2 separate regions of the Mus musculus genome follow, and region 2 is linked to region 1. A link is a loop called in an ENCODE intact Hi-C map of the cell type or tissue named here. Cell type or tissue: heart. All regions are shown on one strand. Each heading gives the region's core, and the rest is flanking DNA. Links, peaks and the distances in the headings are about the cores only.

Region 1 (8,334 bases), core at 2,506-6,505:
GTCCCTGCCAAATGCATAAATATACTTCATCTCTCTGAAGAACTGAAAATTAAAACAATAAAATGGTGTCCTTGTTCTTCTGTTTGGGACAGATGAGCAAAGCTCTCACCCTCAAGGTTAACAAGGACACTCTATGGTGTACAAGTAGTAGTTACAAAAGCTAGCAAGGTGGCTCAGCAGATAAAAGCACTTGTCTTGAGTTCAGTCCTGGGAGCCCATGATGGAAGAAGAGAGCCAACTGCCAAAAGTTGTCCTCTGCCTTCTACATGCCTGTAGCACACACCCCTGCACCTGCCCGCAATGGTTAAGTAAGTAAAAGCATACTGTCTATAAACATGAGGGCAACTTTTCTAGAGAATGACTTGGCAAAACAAGTAAATACACACACTTTGACTCAGAAACTCTGCTTCTATGATCAGTGTCTCAAGAAAACAAAAGTATGTGCATGTGCGGGGAGGGTGTGGGAGGGGGTATGGGTGTTTGTGTGTACAACTTATGTATAAGATACATGTATACGAATTTCATTTAAGAATTATAAGAAACAAATCCCCTGGTTGAGGGATACATTAACTATATCTAATCACTAAGCCACAAAGGTAAGAGTTCAAACAGATAAGGCAGTGGCCCAGGTAAGTGGAGCACACCTTGAATCCTAGCACTGGGGAGGCTGAAGCAGGGGTTCTGAGTTCCAGATCAGCCTGGGCTGTATTCCAAACCTTGCCTCCAGTATTTGTATGACCATTTAACAATACAGAGTTACATAGGAAAACAGACTTTAAAGAGCATGACTATATTCAAGACAGTCTAATGAGCCCCCTAACATGATGAAAGGTCTAATAGTGAATCTATCCTGAAGCATCTTTATACGAGTTCCAAATGTGTCAATTTGTGTAGGTAAGAATTCCTAGAGTGCATTAACCAACTAGACTTACATCTTGCTAACTCAAAAATTCCTGAATTCTAAGAATTTTCCATATGAGAAGTCTTGGTAGGAACTGAGTGCAGGGCCCCAGAACGCCTGCATCAGCGCCTCTCACCAGCAAAATACAACAGAAGGCATTCTTTCCAAAGTCCAGAATCTTGAATCTATTACAAAAATTAAGCTTTAACACTAAATCTTTGATAACCAGTGACAGTTTGTGTTGAACATTATCAAATTATGGAAATCACAAATTACAACTATTTACCTCAATAGACCATTTATTGTGTTTAAAAAAGAAAAGAAAAAGTCAGATCATTTAAACATTTAAAAAGATCAATCCGGAAATGTTGAGTGTCAGTCAAATCCACTAGAGAACAATTATAAATAGCCAAGAGGCAGGACTGGGAATCTGTGGTTGGAAAATCTGGAAACAAAACTCACTCTTTTGGCTCAGGAATTTCCAAGCAAGGAGCCTATTTGCACCTTGAACACATTTCTGACAAATGCTTATAAGTGTGAAAAGGAGTTGAACGTATTGCCTGGGAAAGGGACCCCAGCCCTCTTTGGGAGAGAGCAGGTTTCCAAACACCTGTTTAATAAAAGCAGCTACACTGCTGGTTTTGGTAAAGGTGAAGGTGTGTGTCCACTCATTTGTTCATCTGATTTCTTTTTGCTGTACCATGCACAGCTACCCTGTTTTAATTTTATATGAATATCAAAAGGGGGCTTCTTGCCCCACCCCAATTCCTACTTTTGGCATGGCCCTTCCCACTTTGAATATACAGTAAATGTAGACCATTTCCTCAGATGCTACACTTGGGAAAAAAGCATACTTACAAAGTGCACTCCCAGAACTCTGCGCTGCCGTCCTTTGAGCTCAGGGTACCTGCCTCCTATCATTTCTTCATGAGGTTCAGGGCAAGAGGTCTAGTCGAGTAGATGATCTTTTGGGTTGCCTCTACACTCCCTCCAAAACACCTACAAACCAACGAGACAGGGAGCAGACAGAACTATAACTTGAATTTTTAATGAAAATGATTTTATCTTTCTGTACTGGCTAGTTTTGTGTCAACTTGACACAGCTGGAGTTATCACAGAGAAAGGAGCTTCAGTTGGGGAAACGCCTCCATGAGATCCAGCTGCACGGCATTTTCTCAATTAGTGATCAAGTGGGGAGGTCCCCTTGTGGGCGGTGCCATCTCTGGGCTGGTAGTCTTGGGTTCTATAAGAGAGCAGGCTGAGGAAGCCAGGGGAAGCAAGCCAGTAAGGAACATCCCTCCATGGCCTCTCTGCATCAGCTCCTGCTTTCTGACCTGCTTGAGTTCCAGTCCTGACTTCCTTGGTGATGAACAGCAATCTGGAAATGTAAGCTGATCAAACCCTTTCCTCCCCAACTTGCTTCTTGGTCGAGATGTTTTGTCCAGAAATAGAAACCCTGGCTAAGACACTTTCCTATGCACAGATCAGAGAATACCGGGAGGAGTGAAAATACACTCCTATGCCGTCCAGAAGCCCATGTGGTACCAGATGCCCAGCCTGCAAATCCCTAGCACCCGGTATCTTCTATCCATAACTCACCATCACTAGACTTGCTAGGTCACGCTAGAGGGTGAGTTGTACCCCAAGTCTAGAGAAAGTACTCACTCTGAGTATATCTATCAGGTGGGAGACTAACTTTAGTAGTAAGATTAACATGCAGGCTCATTTGTAAGTCTAGGCTAGCCTCCACCTCTTTAAAGGCAATATTATATATGTATGGTGGATCAGTTCTCACAGTGATCAAACAAATAAATAAACAAATGCATTGTGTATTTGGTTGTAGGAAAGTGCAAAGGGTAGAAAGGATTCTCAACACTTTATGGCTACTTCTAAAACTGTAAGGACCCTTAGAAAAATCATCTAACAAAGCCGATATCTGTATACTTCAATAAGCATTCCAAGAAGGGTATTCTGGGAAAAGAAAAGAGATGTGAGACTAGGAGATGTTCAAGAGGCCAGTTAAGCAAAGGCTTACTACACACTTATCTAACAAAGCAGCCTTCATCACATGACGAGCCCTAGGCACGATGAAATTTCTCTACGTTAGTGGTTCTCAGCCTTCCTAATGCCACGACCCTTCAATACAGTTCCTCATGTCATGGGTTGGTCCTCCAACCATAAAATTATCTGTGTTGCTACTTCATACCTGTGGTTTTGCTCCAGTCATGAATTATAATTTCAATACCTGTGCTTTGCAATGGTCTAAGGTGACCCCTGTGAAAGGGTCATGTGATTCCCCATGCTGACGCGACTGGCAGGTTGAGAACCACTGCCCTATACCAAGCTACAGCTGTCAAAGTTCATCTTCTCTCTTGCCTGTCCAGTGCAGCAGTTATATGGCTATGACAATAGAAACCTGGCCAGCTCAAATTGATACACACTATGAATATGAAATATCAGTATATGCCAGATTCTGAACATCCTATACCATTATCAAAAAACATAAGGCCCTGGTAGTACCAGAAGCCTCTGCTCTCTGCACGTGGAGGATGAGGCAGGTAGATCTCTGCAATGTCTAGACCTGTCTGGGCTACACTGTGAGTTCCAGGTCAACCAGTGCCACACAGTGGAACCCTATCTATAAATAAATAAATAAATAAATAAGCAAACAAACAAACAACACAAAAGTTTCATATTTGCTACTTGTATATTTACGTGAAGTAAAATATACTTCAGTACATTTTATGCCCTGGGCCAAATAAATTAAGATTAGTCTCAGAAGTTTCCTTTTACTTTTATTGTAATACAGGTACTATAAAACTAAAAACCACTTGAACGGTTCGTATGCTATTTCTGTTAGACGCAGGAAGTTTTAGGAAGAAGTAACGAGAATTTGCTAGGTGCTAGGCACTGTGCCAAATGCTTTGCATAATCCTAACAAGGACGCTACAACATCGAGCTTTGCCTAACAGACCCACTCCCTTAAACCAACCCTGACTGGCAGCTGGGATTCAAAGTTTGGTATTTTTATTAATTAATTCCAAAAGGGGGCGACTAACCACTATGACCCCGGGCATCTCCTTACTTAGCAGAGGAAAATCGAGTGACGAAAGGACAGAGATATGCACCAATTATACCCCTGGGGCAGTCAAAACCAATGTCAGACAGCTTGAAGCGCCTAGGAGGGAGCCCTGGGCAAGCTGCTCCAAAGCCAGGACAAGGCGCGTTGAGTGAGGTGGCCAGGACCTGACCGTGGACGAGCTGCTGAGGGATGCAAACACGCCATGACCCCCACGTCACCAAACACTGCACCCACACTCCCGGTCCACCCCGCGTACCCGTGCAGATCTTGTGTCTCCACCCTAGGACAAGGGGAAGTGGGACGCAAATGTCTCTGCAGGGGGAAATGAGAGAAAGGACAAGAGAACAGAGAAGGGCAGGTACCTTAGACCCAAGGTGACTCCAAGTTCTTAACGCCGGATCATCACCGAGGCCCCACCCGGCTCCCGCGGCTACCAGCGACCCCGAAGGTGCAACTGACCCAACGCTGCCTCGCAACCGACTCCGCTCACCCGGGACTTGCAGCTATGGCAACTTGAACTAGCCGCCCAGGCACCGCTAGAGCACAAGACGCGCCGCCGCCGCCTGGCCCTCTGGGAGCTGTAGTCCATCCCACACTCCAGAGCAGGGAGATGTAGCAAGAAATAACAGGAAATGACAGGAGATAAACTGCAAGTCCCAGCATGCTCTGAGCAGGGCCTCTACTTGCCTTTCCCGGAAGAAACTGGCTAAGCGGTCTTTACAGACCTGGAGCCCTGCCTTCTTTTCCCGCACTAATTTTGTTTTTTTTAAGGGCCAGTAGCCTGTGAAGCCGCAAACTCCTGCTCGAAAGTGAATTCAAATGTCTCGCGACACTGAGTGTAATTTTACTTATTAGGACACATCAAAGGATAAAAGCCAACAGTGAGATTTTAAAATCGCTTTAACGTCCTATTCTAATGGCTTAAGGCTTGGAGGGGAGTAAACAAGTTTATCAAGTGAAACACTCTCTGCCTGGAGTGACTAAGATCTCACCTCTCCTCCCTGGCAAACTACAAATGCAATATGAGGTAGTATGTTCCTTACTAGCTTGTTATGTCCTCACAAGAAAATGAAAGAAGTGTTTTCTGCTCGGGGGGGTGGGGGGGGGAGTCAGTTTCAGCTATAATGAGAGAATTAAAACCTTAAGGAAGGAGAGCTTTGAGAAAAACTAAGAAGTGAAAAATAATTAGGCACCTTTCTTTTCCTTCTACTCTGTCAAAGAGAGAGAGAGAGAGAGAGAGAGAGAGAGAGAGAGACTCGATCCTCCCCAAAGCTAGAATTAAATTTTATCTGATCTATGAAGGTTTTCCTGAAGCCTAAAAAACAGTTATCAATGCTTCTTAACCTGTGAGTAGCGACCTTCAGAAAACACATATTTCTGATGGTCATAGGAATTGAGAAACCACTCCATAGCAAAATTACAGTTTTGAAGTGGCAATGAAAATAAATTGATGGTTGGGGATTCCTAACACCATTGGAAATATATGTTTTCTGATGGTGACGCACAGGTTGAGAACTGCTGATCATTGTATAATCTAGGTTTTCTATTGTGGACATTTTATGTTAGAATCATGAATTACCCACTTAATCTTCCCACTTAGGGATTGAAACAAATGGATCTGACCTTTTAAAATATCTCCTTCCCCCCAAAGTCCCCACCCTGCTCACTTAAAGGCTTTTCCTATCAAGTTTAAGCATAAATTTTTCTAAAGATTTACCTAAGTAATTGCATCCACAATTGTGCCTCTCCAAGACACTACAGCTGACACAGAGAGCAACTTAATTCAGAACAACCATACCAGCAATGCCTGCAGAGGCATAATGGCTCTGTTCGTTAATAGCTAAGTTTCACAAGATAATTTTATTCAGTTTAGCAAATATGAATATTGAATCATCTTAGGATTCTGTCTTCTAGAGAGAAGACACAGGGGTAATGAAGAGATTTAAAAGTACCATTGTTTTGCTTCAGTTGCTTAGAGCCAATGGAAGGAGATGAATGGAAGCAATTCATGACAGTGGTGGAGGGGAGACCACTGCCACAGGATCTATGTAGAAACACAAGAGAAACCCTTCCTTAGGAAAGTATATCTGATCAACTGCCAAAAATGTATTACCCAAATGCTAGAATAACTTTGGTTATACGTGAGTGCATTACATTAGTAAAAATTAATTGTTAATAATATTGTTGTCCAGCTGTGTGTGTTCAGTTCTATTGACTCCGTTTTAAAGTGATATTGGACAAACAAAGAAAAAAAAAAAAAACCTCTGAAGACACAGGTGGGACCACAGAAACAAGATTTGAGTTAATTGTGATTAGAAATTTGTATATGCATGATTAAATTAATACCTAACATCAACTGCCTTTATTAACAGATGTGGCATGGTATGGGGATTAAAAGTAGTAAAGTCAGATCATAGAATGGGTCTCCTTTGCTTCTTAACAAGATATATTTTTAATCGGAAAATTGTGTTGTGGCTCCCAAAGACTCTGAATTCCTTTTCATTGACACGGCTGGTCCGTGTCATCCACACCACCAGTCCATTGGAGCTGAGTCACATGAATCTAGACTTGGGCAAAGCTAGGAGAGTTCCTTGAGGTATTCCTCCTTTGTCCATCATGCAGCAGGAGTGGGCATGGTGAGTCAGTTTGCTAAGCCTGCCATAACAAAACACCAAAGAAAAGGTGGCTTGAACGATGGGAATTAACGTGAGAGACTGAGAAAGAGAGAGAGAGAGAGAAATACTTCATATACCAGAAGGCTGAAAGTCACAGATCGAAGTGCCAGCCAACTGGAGTGCTCTCATTATCTTCTGTGTGGCTTTAAATGCCATTGTCCTTTTGTGAGCACAGAGCTGGTTTATCTCGTTACCTGTTTAAAAAAAAAAAAAAAAAAAAAAAAAAAAAAAAAAAAACACAGTTCTATTGGATTAGGGACGAAATCTGATGGACTTGCTTAATGTTATCTCTTTAATGAACCTGTCTCCAAATTCTACTTTTATGTCTTTAACAAATGTGTCTCCAAATTCAGTCACACAAGCAGTTTCAAAAAAAAAAAAGTGAATTTTGTGAGGGCAAGAAACAGTTCAGAAGGTAACAGCACTCTGGCCCAGGAAGCCTTAGGTTCGTTAGTGTACCCCAGTGCAGAGTACCAACAGAAAAGTAGACAAGGGAGATATCTCCAGATGCCTTGCCTACATCACATCATAGGATACAGGCTAAATGTAGAAACAATCACATCCACATCATGGGTCCCCAGAAGTCTTGTGTATATTACAGAAGCCCCCTTCCTCTGACATGCTGGCAAGGAGTAGACACTCAAAACAGGCCAGGCCTATGGGGGTCCTTAGGCACTGAGAATTTAAAATGAAATCCAAATTCCTATTTTATTTTCTGATTATTTTGATGTTCAGGTAAAAGCTGGAGTAGTCACCAGGAAAGGGGCATCTTCATCTACATTCAACAAGCAGCTGAAAACGTCATTCTGAGGATAGATGGCAATAGAAACAAAAGGTAATAGGAAATACACCCTAGAGAATAGAGACCTGCTTCCTGACAGCTTCCATGTTCCTGGCCCCATCCCCTGGTTAGTCCTACCAACGTTGCTTGTACAGACTAGTGTTCCAGGAGGCAGAGCAGTGGTTCTCAGCCTCTGGATTGAAACCCCTACGAGGGTTACATGTTAGATATCCTGCATATCAGATATTTACATTACGATTCATAACAGTAGCAAAATTACAGTTATAAAGTAGCAATGAAATAATGTTATAGTTGGGGGTCACCACAACATGAAGGAATTAAAGGGTTGCAGCCTTAAGAATGTTGAGAACCACCTCACTAGAGGACGCTGAAGGTTAAATGTGCAGACTCAAACCTTCGTTGTAATAACCAATGGCTATATGACTTCAATCATAGTGCTTCCTCTGAGATTATTTTCTTCTATCAACAACAGGAAAGAGTACTATCTCATAAGCAATATTGCTTCAAGGAAAAAATAAAGTAACATGTAAGATAAAAAGCATCACATATTGTTTCTTCATCAGATGGAGCCCTAAATATATGCTAATTGATGAGAACTAAATTCACCCTATAACAGTCCCGTGAGCAACAGGACTTTATTTTGTTCTTTGTGTGTGTGTGTGTGTGTGTGTGTGTGTGTGTGTGTGTGTATTTTATTTACATTTCAAATGTTCTCCCCTTTCCTGGTCTCCCCCACCCCAGACCACCTATCCCACTCATTCCCCCTCCCCCTGCTTCTATAAGGGTGTTCCACCCACCCCTGTCTCCTTGCCCTCGAATTCCCCTGCACTGGGGCATCGAGCCTTCAGAGGACCGAGGGCCTCTCCTACCATTG
Region 2 (6,167 bases), core at 1-4,000, 460 kb after region 1:
TTTGATACATAGAAATGCCAGGTCCCGGGACACCCCATCATGTCCTAACCCTAGGGTGCCCAAACCCAAGCACTGCAAAGTCCCTTATATAAAGTAGGACACTATTTGCAGACACCGTCCATCCCTTCTTAGAAGCTAAGTGTTAACCAGTTATTATACTGTTTAGGAAATAAGAAATGGAAATAAAAAGTCCACGCAGGTATAGAAGAGTTTAACCCAGAGGAGGCCTGAATCTGATAATGTGGAGCTTTGCATGAGCAGGGGCACTGGCCTTCGCTCTCTCACATCCTGCAGTTTTGTAACTGTAGCTTGGGCTAAGTTTATGCCTCTACCAGAGAAATGCTTTGGCATGGCTGTCGCTGTGACAGAACTCTGAGTAGACATTTCTTAAAACTCTGCACTCCACTTATACTCATACAACCCTAATATTTAACACTTGAGTGCTAAGTATTGTAGAATAGCTAAGAGACTTAGAACCAACCGGAGAGCGTCTCTACTGTCCAGAGCTCAAAGTACATGCAACAGAGCTGACGGACGAGGCAGGAAAAACTGTTGTGTTCGAACAGCCTTTAAACTCTGCAGATGGGAATTTCAGAGGGATGTAAGTTATGCTATTTGATTACTGGAATCTTCGCGCTTCAGTGTGAAGAGTCACAGAGCTCGTTCATGTATGGGTATGTGGTATATTCTAGATCTAAAACTTAGCAAAACCCCAAGAGGAACTCAGCCCATCAGGTACTTTACCCAAGGCAAGGGCAGCTTCCACGGCATACTTCTTTTGAACAATACCCGCTAGAATTTCTGCCAGAGTCAAGTATTGTAGTCTTTAAAGAACTGCTCTTCAACACAAACTGTCATTTCAAATGAAGCAGGATCAACCTCAAGCATAATGCTGGCAGTAAAGTGGTTACCATATGCTTGCCACATTTGAAAGGGTGTCTCCAAACACACCGGAGACAGCATTTTGGTCTAACTCGATTTTAGAAGTAGGATGACATTATGGCTTTCATTTACAACTAGAACGGAGGATCTGGGGATTCAAATAACCATCTGGGGAAATTCGGGTTTTTTTTTGTTTTTTTTTAAAGATGACATTTACATTTTGCAGTGTTCCAGAAAAAAGTATAAAGCCACCCAACAGCTGTCTTGTTAAGCGAAACTGATTAAAAATCTCAAAGTCTTCCAGGAGTCAATGTTTATTCACTCTAAAACATCCTAAGTACGTTTAAGAGAAACATTTCTAAGACAGTAAGTTTTCTGATATAGGCAGATCAAAACATTAAAAAAGAAAATCCTTTGCAAAGAGGTAATGTAAGTCAGCTAGTCGAAAAATCAATTTAAAAGCACACGGCTTTTTGTACCTACAGAAAAGGGCAACATTATTTTCTATTAATTTTGAAAGAACTAAGTCTGTCTCAAAACCCATAAATAAAATGACTATCTACAAACTCAAAGACCATGGACACCGTGGCAGAGGTCACATTTTTCCCAGGACGCGGGGGACAAGTGACTACAATTATATCAGAGTTTTTTCTTTTAAAAACCAGACTAACAGATCAGGTGTTGAGCAATTCCTCCACTGTCAACATCCTAGTCCGGATGAACCCTGCTCTGCACAAAAGTGACAGCTCCAGGTATGTCAACTGCAAACCCCAGCGTGTCCCAGAGCCTGTGCACACATCACCTACGTGAAGGTAGAGGAATCTCTGAGGGTCTAAGCCAGCCGTCAGGAATCCCCTCCTAATTGGGCAATTCCTAATTCGTCAGAAGTCACCTAAAGTTTGCTGCGTGGGAGAGGTGTGGGCAGGGTGACCAGCCCTTCCTTATGTCCAGTTTCCTAAGCACCCTCTTCGGCCCAGGCTAACCGATGCCCAAGGCAAGAGCGAGTGACAGTCAGGGCGAGCAGTGCCCGAGACCGCTGAGCCCCGTGGCCCTGTCTCCACCGCGGTCGGGGGGCGGTGGCTCGGGGCCTGCTGCCCGAGGCTCGATACTGACCCGAGGTCGCGGCTGCCGAGCCCAGGAGCACCGCGCAGAGCAGCAGCAACGACAGCCTGACGCGGACCTGCATCCTGCTCTCGAAGGTCGAGAGCCCTCGCCGTCGCCGTCGCCGTCGCCGCGACCAACTCAGCCGCTGCCTCTGTGCCGCCGCCTCGCAGCCGCTCTTCCTGCTCAGGTTCCTTCTTCGCCCCTTCCCAGGCCTCCCTGGCCCAGAGCGCAGCCAATCCGCGCCCGCCGCTCCGTCCTCCTTGGCCAATGGCCGTGATCGCCCCACCCCACACATAGTCACGCCCCCTATGTCATCTTTTAGCCAATCATTGTGTACAGTTGTCATACCAGCTTTCCCGGTTGGACCACGGCCTCACCGACATGGCCCCAGCTAATTGGTAGCGCCTGAATCAGCGGCTCGAAGGCGGGGGAACCCTCATCCAGGACTACAACTCCCACCATGCACCGCACTAGATTTTTCTCGGCCGATGCTCTTGGGAGATGCAGTTTAGCATAAAGTCAGGTTAGAAGCCGCAGGTGGCTGAGGGCATAAGGAGTTTCAAGAAAATGATTCACTGGACTCTTGCGTTTGAACCAGAATAATTATCAAGGAACAGATATCAAACGGTTAAGAACTTGCAAGGTTGCTAAGTATTTCTTTTTAATTATTTTGAGAACTTGAACTGGACATGATATGAACGCTGAGAAATAAGCTATACCTGAACTGAAAATTTTAAATATTTAGTTAAAAAAAATACTTAAGTCTTAAAAAAAAAAAGCTTAGGTGAAGCAATACGTGAAGTTTACAGAGCCAGCAGTACAAGACAATGCCGCTTGTCATTTCCCTAATAAAACAAAAGGGAAGAAATTCCTACCAGTGGAGATTAGTTCAGCTCCTGTGATTGTTTTCACTAAGGCTTCCATATATATTAGCCACTCAATAAATGTTCTAACAGCTCTCCCAAACCCTTCAAACACTGGTCCTCATTCTTCTCTAGTGAAATATTGCAATGCTCTCTTTTTCCTTGACCAGAAAAGGGATTAGATGGTTTGTGTGGCCACAGAGGTGAGAGCCAAGGCACTTCAGGGATTGCAATAGTTATGTAGTAAGTACCGATGCACGCACAATCCCTTTGAGTGGCAGGGCAGCATCTTGATGCTTTTCAGTCTTCTTAATCAAATTGAATCCTTCTAAGATTTATTTTCCAGCACTGCATACAGAACTCAGCAGGGGGTTAGGGGGGAAAGTCTTTCCTGTCTCAGTGTCTTGACTTCTCTGAACACTTGTTTTCTATCTTTTTTGGCAGTCATTATTTTTAGGAAGATGTTAAAAAATTAGCTGCTGTACGTTTGCATCAGAGGGCATGGGGAACAGTTTCCCCCATGCCCCCCAACACCCCCTCAGTGTGTGTGTGTGCGTGCACCATGCGCATAAAGGTGTATAGGATGGAGGTTAATGTCAGGGTTCGTTCTCAATTGATCTCTACCTTCTCCACCTTATTTTTTGAGACAAGGTCTCAACATGGGCCTTGTTGATTCATCTAGCCAAACCCTGGTTTAACTAGGATGTCCCAAGGATTCTCATGTCTGCTCTGCCACAGTAATGGGATTCCAGGCCCATGCTGCTGTGCTTGCTTTTAAAAAACCTGGGTTCTGAAGGATGGAGCTAAGGTCCTCAATATTAGATCTCAGGGTGTCTGAATATTCAGAAATGAGCTCCAGCTGGACCACAGGAGGACTTCTGGTGGGTTGATAAAAGCCAGCATTCTTCAGAAACTTGTGAAATTGCTTTCCATCTGCCAAAAGGAATCATTTCTCATACCTCTGGCAGAAGTGACATACGGCTCTCCATTGACCTGGACCTGTGGCTGTATAGGAAAGCCTATGCCAGCCTCTAGGCGCTCTCAGTCTCTGCTCACAAGTACTTGTTGTACATTCCAAAGCTCTCTCATTGGTCTCTTGGCCCTTCCCTCCCAGAAGCTACTCACCCTCCTTATAGCTCACTATTCTCTACTCTTCCTGCAGGCACCCCAACCCTTATTATTCTCCCCGTCTGCCATCTCTTGCTGTCTCCAAGATTCTCTTCCTCTGTCCTGCTTTCCTAGGCCAGGCCATACACAGCCTGCTTCCCTTTCTGTTCTGGACTCTTCTAGATGCATCTGGCTGTTTTCCTGCTTATATAAACAACTAAAACCTTAACCTTATCATGGAGTGGTCATGTTGGCTGTTTCTTTACTAACAATCTGGATATATCTATATCTGTATATGTGTATATAGATAGATATAGATATAGATATATAACTATATATCTCTATGTGTCTCCAATAAAGATTTTGGGTGAGCCAGACTGAGGGTGAGAGCATGGGAGAGCTGGCTCTTACTGTTGTCTCCTGTGTGGTGGTGTGGATGAGGGAGAAATGGCTTCCTCCCCCCTCATCCATTGATAACTATGGCAGTTGGAAGAGCTGGCTCTGGAGTCACGAGAGTGGGAGAACTGGCCCTGTCCCTCATCAGCTGCAACACTTGGAAAAGTGGGTCCTGCCCTTTATCTGGGCAGCATAGTAGAGCTGGTCCTGACAGCATGGGTGTGGATGACCCAGACCTGAGGACATGAGAGCAGGAGACCTGGCTTTGCCCTTTGCTGGCTACAGCATTGGATGGACCAGCCAGGGCAAGATAGGAGAGCTCATCTGGGTGGTGTGGGTGCAGGAGAGCTGGCAGGCTGACCAGCTAGCTACCACTCAGACCCAGATCCAGGGCTTTGAAATTGCCCACTGCAACATCTACCCTATCAGTGAACTGCTGGAGTGCATAAAGAAGCCAGTCCTACAGATCCAAAACTACGGGATCTCCATGACACAGGGCAACAACAGGATGCCTGAAAGGAGTCCCAGTGAAGTTCCAGTATTGATGGTGTAGCAGAAGCCAGAGGCTTCAAACCAGACCACCGACTCATTGCGATGAACATTTGCAAGCAAAGCAGTGTGGACAAAAGGGTATGCTGTGGGGCACACTGTGACACACTACAGCTACCACAATGATTTTTTTTCCTCTGTTGGGAGGAGAGGTCACAAGGGTGGAGGGCAGGTATGAGGGGAGTGGGAGGGGAGTGGGATTGGAGTGCATGATGTGAAATTTCTAAAGAAGTGGGGAGAGAAAATGCCTCCATAAAATCAGGCTGTAGGCAGGTCTGTAAGGAATTTCTTAATTAGTAATTGATTGGGAAGAGCCCAGCCTACAGTGGGTAGTGCTATCCTTGGACTGGTATTTGTGGGTTCTATAAGAAAGCAGGCTGAGCAAGCCGTGAGGAGGGAGCCAGTAAGCAGCATACCCCATGGCCTCTGAATCAGCTCCTGCCTCCAGGTTCCTGCCCTGTTTGAGTTCCTGTCCAGACTTCTCTCCTTCAATGATGAACAGTGATATGGAAGTGTAAGCCAAATAAACCCTTTCCTCCCCAATTTTCCTTTGGTTATGGTGTCTTATTGCAGCAGTAGGAACCCTAACACCCACTGTTTTGAAACTAGAGAATAAAATAACGGTTTATTTTCCTACCTTTTATCTTACCTATTATCAAGTCTAGTCCTTTTGAACCATGTAATTACTATTAAAATATACTTTCACTAATAATTAATTTGCCAGCAGCGTGCTTTTTTATGACATTTAACTATTTTGATATTGTGTTGTGTTACTTCATATTATTGAATTACTCATAGTATTGTATGATTTGTTTTGTTTTGTTTTGTTTTGTTTTCCTTTCTCCCTAGAAACTCCCTTATTGGCCCTCATGTTCTCTTCCCTGGATGCACCTGAATCCTAGTAGCCATATTTACCCATGCCAGCCTCCCTCCACTCTAACCTAAGACACAGACAGTGGCTATGTTTCCTTAAACATCCCTTTCATATATCTGTTTGAAGTTTTCATCAGCTTCTCTTTTAACACAAAATATTTAGAACTTCCTTTACTTATAAACCAGGAATCTGTGTTCAAAGTTCTCTTTTGGGGAAGAAACTTCTGCTTCCCACGCAGGAAACAGTGGTTATCTAATGACTAAGACTGGAGAGTTCTCACTCCTAGTGGTTTTCCCCTCACTTTTTACTTTTTTTTTTTTTTTTTTTTTTTTAGTATTTTAAAGATTTATTTATTTAATGTATATGGGTATGCTGTTTCCACACACACCAGA

The links. Hi-C counts contacts between places; a loop is a spot of excess contacts. Peaks named below come from ENCODE experiments on the same cell type or tissue, not always from the same donor. Only the 100,000 strongest peaks of a DNase experiment are listed, where the experiment ranks them.
Region 2: a loop joins it to region 1, with 5 times the contacts of the local background. A loop is called at or near these places in 1 of 42 quality-filtered maps.

What each region holds. Positions count from the first base shown.
Region 1 is chr12:91,379,889-91,388,222 of GRCm38, forward strand. It overlaps Cep128 (centrosomal protein 128), which reads right to left and starts at 4,521. Exons shown (of 26, transcript NM_181815.3): 1 at 4,346-4,521; 2 at 1,760-1,900. In heart, for the core only: CTCF peaks have their summits at 4,532 and 4,732; a DNase peak (open chromatin) is centred at 4,583; H3K4me3 peaks cover 1,719 bases; H3K27ac peaks cover 1,375 bases.
Region 2 is chr12:91,846,964-91,853,130 of GRCm38, forward strand. Sel1l (sel-1 suppressor of lin-12-like (C. elegans)) reads right to left here and starts at 2,194. Exons shown (of 21, transcript NM_001039089.1): 1 at 1,996-2,194. The coding sequence starts at 2,068. In heart, for the core only: no CTCF peak of the experiment used is centred there; a DNase peak (open chromatin) is centred at 2,318; H3K4me3 peaks cover 1,758 bases; H3K27ac peaks cover 637 bases.